Linked DNA regions of Mus musculus: region 2 is linked to region 1. Evidence: chromatin contacts called from ENCODE Hi-C data. All regions are on one chromosome and are shown on one strand. The core of a region is the stretch at or near the end of the contact, and the rest is flanking DNA. Distances in the headings are between cores, read along the strand shown.

Region 1 (2,699 bases), core at 58-2,557:
GTGTCCACAGTGTTGGCCCACCCTGTCCACCTTCCTCTGTGGTCCCCAAACTAAGATAATAAATATCCATAATCCAAAAATCCAAAATCCAAAACTGAGCAAATTAGACCACGAGTGGGAAATTCCACATGTGACCTTGCATGACAGCTGCAGTCAAAACACAGGTGCATGGAAAAGTTTATAAAACTGACCTCTGGCTATGCATAAAAGATACATACAGAACATACCTGAATGCAGGGTTCAGACTCAGGGCCCTTTCCCAAGACACCCCACTGTATCTGTGCATGTATTCCAACATCCTAGTCCAAAGCACTTCTAGTCCCAAGCATTTTAGATGAGAAAACGTGATGTGTGTTTGTTGAGCATCTACTATACACTGGACCAGAGAGAAACTGAACTGTAATAGACAATAGACAATAGAGGCTGGGGAGATGCCTCAGTGGATGAAACACCGGCTGTGTGAGCCCTCAAGCTTGGTTAAGTAAGTTCTCAGCTGAGTTAGGAGCCCCAGCCTCCCGGAGAAGAAAGTAAATCGCCCCAGCACTACAGGGCTCCCTGGCTAACCAGTGTAGCCACAGATGAGCTCTAGATTCAATGGGAGACCCTGTCTCAAAATAATAAAAAGGAGAAGCAATTGAGGATAACAACCCAATGTCATCTCTGGCCTCCCATACTCTGCAGGCCCAGGCAAGTGCATTTAACAAATGCATGTGCCTCACACATACTTGTAGAAACAGCAGTGAGTCCTCTTTGTTCTGAAAACAGTCCCTTCATATCCTGCTCAGGGTCTAGGTTATAATGCCTCAGTGGCCTTGAGACACCGCAGCCACACTGCCTGCACCCAGAAAAGGAGACAGCTGGCTTTTACTCCAAATGCGTACCTTCTCCCTCTAGACTCTGACGCCTCTGCTTGGAATGTTCAAAAAGAAGCCAGGTTGGCATGGTGAAACCTGCTGGGTTAGGTGATTCAGGGTGTCTGGTGTTTGCAGCCAGGATGCCCAAGACCTCTTTGGGTCCCAATCCCCTAAAAGAAGTACTCTTCGGTGGAGCTCCTGTAATGCAAATGCATGCCCCAAAATAAAAGCAAGACAATGAAGTGGCGAATTCCAAGGCAGGTTAATGTTCTCACTCACAGGGTTCTCGGTCATTGGGGTCCTGGAGTGTGCTCCCGCGCCTCATGTCGCGATGCTACCACCTAGTGGCGATGCGCAAATCAGCTGCGGAAGCCTGGGCGTATGAACTGCCAGATCTTAGGGTAGGCTGCATCCTGTTAACACCAGCCTGGGCGGTGGCTGTTTTTAGCTGGGTCTCTCCTTCTGTGCCACTTTCATCATGGAAACTGGCTCTCTAGGCCCAAAAAAAGCTGCGGCGTGCTCTGCAAAAGCTGTTTGAGGGCCAATTTTAGCTGCATTTCTTGAAATTTGGACTCGGAGGAGGAAGGAGGGATGTGCGGTTCCCAGGAAGTTCTGCATCTTCCTTCCGGGGAAGGAGGTGAGATCATCCACCCTTTGGCTTTCAGCTTCTACAAAAAGAAAAGAACTTTGGGATTTTTTTTTTTTCTGAGGCAGCAGCCGCTGTGTGTTCTGAGAGCTTTACCATGTTCTCTTAGAATCTTTTCTACTTGGGCCGTCACACTGCTACCTCACAAGAAGGCTTAGAATTATGGATATAAGGAAATCAAGACTTGGAAAAGTGACTTGGCTAGCGTCAAAAGGCCGGCAACTCAGAGCTGTGATATCACCTCCAGTCTGTGCTCTGAACCTACAACCCAAAGCACCCATTGCGAGTTGAAAAGTCCAGGACTAGGGAGGCAGAGCAGTTGGTAGACTGTGCTGGGCTTGCACTAGGCCGGGTTCTCACAATAACTGGGTGGACGGCACACAGCCTGCCATCCCAGCATGCTGAAAAGGAAGCAGAGGCAGGAAGATCAGAGAAAGGGGAAAAAATAAAAACAGAGATGGGCGTCCAGGCATCACATGTACCCTGCTGCCAGCTCACTGGCCACCGCAGACAAGTCGATCTCTCTGGGTCTGTAAAATGGGTGTATGAACCCCAGAGCCTACATCACAAAGTTGTGAGCATTCAAGGAGAATTATGAAGGCCCCTGACTTAGTAGCTCCATGTCTTCGCTTGAGGATCATCTTAGACTTCCACACTCTCCTACTCATTCCAGAAGACAGACTCTGGACACACACACACACACCCGACAAGGCCCAATATGTCCTGTGATTGTTGTTTGCTATGAGCCGAGGACTAGACCTTGTTGTCTGCACAGGTGCTCCGCACTGCCTGAGCCTACTTTCCTGGAGCTGTTTTCCAGGGAACAGCATTTCACAGACCTGAGAAGTGACTCTCTGGAGCTGTGTCTGTATCTCATCTCCTGTCACACCAGGGAGACAGTATATTAAACACTCCCGAAGGTAGATGCTTAACACCACAGCGTGCCCAGTGCCCTTCACAACACCTGGCACACTATAGGTCTATGCTAATGTAGGAGCAGATGACCACCTACTATATGTCAGACCTTTATGCTAATTGTTAGAAGTGCCAAACATTGGGCAAGATACAGAACACAATTAGGATTTGAAAAGTAGCCAGGCAGAATTGATGGAGTAGGTGACTTTGAGAGAGTAAGTATGGGGTTAGGGAGATGACCATGAAGTCACAAAAGGACCCCAACACACATTGGGGCTTATCCA
Region 2 (2,699 bases), core at 118-2,617, about 48 Mb before region 1:
ATAGAGGCCTCCCCTTTTCGGAAGAGAAAGTGGATTATGGGAGGAGGTAAGGTGGAGGAGGAAGTACTGGGAAGAGGGGGGAATAATGTTAATTAATAATTAATTAATTAATTAATTAATCAAGAAGAACCCTTCCATAGAATAAAAGAGAACTGTTGGGCCTGGAGTTGCAGGCCTGTAATCCAAACTATTCAGGAGACCAAGCAGGAAGACATCAAGGCCTTTTGGCCAACTAACTGTGAGAGACACTTTGAGAGTCTCAAAATCAAAACTAGGCTCAGCAGGTAAAGGCGCTCACCACCAAGCCTGCTGATCTGAGTTTGCTACCTGAGCCCACATAACTAAATGGAGAGAACAGGTCATCTCTGATCTCCACACACCTTCTGTGGAATGCACACACTCACACACACACACACACACACAAATATATAACTTACAAAATTTTAAATAGAAAATAAAAGAAGCTTGGGATGTAGGTCAAGAGTAGAACAGCCTACGATCTGTGACTACTTTGGTACAGCGACCACAGAAGCTGAACCACTCACCATCCATTATGTGACCGTTAACATTTGCTGGATTGGGACCAAATGAAGCCAATGTGTACATTTAAGTACAATTGTGGTAAATTAGAAGATTTGGACAGAAAGGGGAGAGAGGCACTGGTAGGCTTAGTTTAAGACCAAGAAATCTGGAAGTCTTTTTCCTTCAGATTTTCAACTGAACGCTGAATAAGGAACTCTGGCCAGTGGGAATTCTATGAGTACCTTCATTCTGTGTGTTCAGTCAGCCTTTCTCAAAAGCCAGAGAGTTTCAGTGCTACTAAGTACCCAGCTCGTGTTGTTGCTACTGTGGCAGCCAGGGCTCGCATCCCAGCACAGAGCAGGATCTATGGCGGTCTGCAGGACTTCCCATAGAAGTTCCCTGTGTGGATCTTGGCAAGAGAGGACTTTATTAAGAACCTTCCTACTCTTTTAAGCTTGTGTCCTTTTCCTATTAAAACCCTAGAGTCCAGCATTCATTAACTAGCTTTCTCCACCTCGATTACACACCAGTGTTCTCACACATGGAGGACGTAATGGCTTTCCTGTTTCCGTCCTGGGCGACAGTTTGCACACTGGTGCTCCTTCCGCCTTTTCGGTCTTGCATGTATTAAAGCAGATCGTCTTCCACAGTTAACTACAGTGAAAGGTTTGGACAGGCTTTCCCCCCCAACCCCCCACCCCTCCATAACTGGAAACTATGAGGCAGATCCTGTTTATAGATGTGTAACCTCCAAAGCAGCTGATATGCTGTGGTCCTTAGAGACTCAGAGCTGGTTTCCCAGCAGTGGCAGCGGCAGCGGCGCTCTAAATCTGAAAGCCCCTGTGAGCCCTGCAGGCAGACGGGAGCCCTGTGCAGCTTTCCCAGGGCTGCACCAGACTGCAAAGGTGTGGCTTCAGAGCTTCCACACCGCACTCGGGATGACAAGATCTCAGAGCTGTGACTTCAGTAAAAATTGGGGCCGTCTTCTTTCTGCATTAAATATCCTTTAAAATCTGTTTTCCAGAAGAATTTTTCCACTCTAATATGTAACCTAAATGCATCTATATATCTTCCTTTCAGTATTTGCTCAAAATCTCTTATCACAGTCCAGAAATCCTTTTTACAAAGTTGTTCCATAGCCAGTATGCTCGGCAACTTGCTTAAAAAACAGAACCAAAACCTTTTTCCCCTAAAACAAGTACAAACTTTACCTAGAAATATATATATATATGCATTTTTGAAGCTTAGTTTTTATTTTTTTAATCTCGATTTGTATGCCAAATAATTTTATTTTTCTTTTCTAAAGTGACTACTTATAAAGCTTTGTTTATAGCCTCTGTATCTTTCATGATTTATTTCGTTGGTTTTTATTGGTTTCTCTTTGTTTAGTTTGCCTTGGGGACAAGCCCAGATTCCCCAACAGGGATATTAGTTGATAGAAACCATTGAAACCAGAAGTGGACAGCCTGAAGCACTCCCTAGCCAGTTTTTGCTAAAAGAGGCAACATTAATGAACCATGGTTTACTTAACAAATAGCAGACTCTCAGTAAACCTGTGTGTGTGTGTGTGTGTGTGTGTGTGTGTGTGTGTGTGTGTGTGTGTGTCACCCATCCACACATATACATACGTATTGGGACAAGAGGTCCGTGTTGAATATTTTCTGTGATCACTGCACCACACCTTGTCTTTTGAGACAGGGTCTCTCACTGAACCTGACACTAGACTGGCTATCCAGGGAGCTTCGAGGATCCACCTGTCTTGGTCTCCCCTCTGCCCATTGCCAGGATTGCAGAGGGGGCCACCATGTCCACCTCCACCCACAACTCTCGGGTCCCCTTGCTCATGCAGTGTGAGCTTTTCTGGCTGAGCAGTCCCCACAGACCCAGACGTTTTCTTTCTAGTCCTGGGGATTGTATTCAGGTCTTCCTTTTAAAAGTCTCTCTTTCTTTGGATGCTTTATAGTTAATGCTGATAGTTAAATGCTAAAGAAGACAGACATTAGAGTTTGTTATGAATCAAAGAAACTAAACGGCAACAAAATGTTTTAAAGTTGTCCAACAATTGTAGGGAATAGGAATATAAAAGAGTTGACATCTTTAAGAACTCTGGCCAGCTATTCTCAAGTTGTTGAAACAATAAGTCTGGGAGAGAAAGGTTAAAGAGATATGTTTGAGTA

The links. Hi-C counts contacts between places; a loop is a spot of excess contacts on that map.
Region 2: a map of T-helper 1 cell shows a loop between it and region 1 (508-fold over the local background). The contact joins two enhancer-like sites. A Hi-C loop is called at or near these places in 4 of 37 maps with a recorded cell type or tissue (T-helper 1 cell, T-helper 17 cell and regulatory T cell).

The regions. Positions count from the first base shown.
Region 1 is chr16:9,008,123-9,010,821 of GRCm38, reverse strand. No RefSeq gene overlaps it. Among named protein-coding and RNA genes, the nearest start is that of Gm30444, 12 kb to the right of the region's middle. Within about 2 kb of position 1,307, at least 1 of the 3 ENCODE cell types and tissues checked has a DNase peak (open chromatin) inside an H3K27ac peak, as active enhancers do.
Region 2 is chr16:57,391,884-57,394,582 of GRCm38, reverse strand. All of the region lies in intron 1 of Cmss1 (cms small ribosomal subunit 1), which reads left to right. All of the region lies in intron 1 of Filip1l (filamin A interacting protein 1-like), which reads right to left. Among named protein-coding and RNA genes, the nearest start is that of Filip1l, 40 kb to the right of the region's middle. Within about 2 kb of position 1,367, at least 1 of the 3 ENCODE cell types and tissues checked has a DNase peak (open chromatin) inside an H3K27ac peak, as active enhancers do.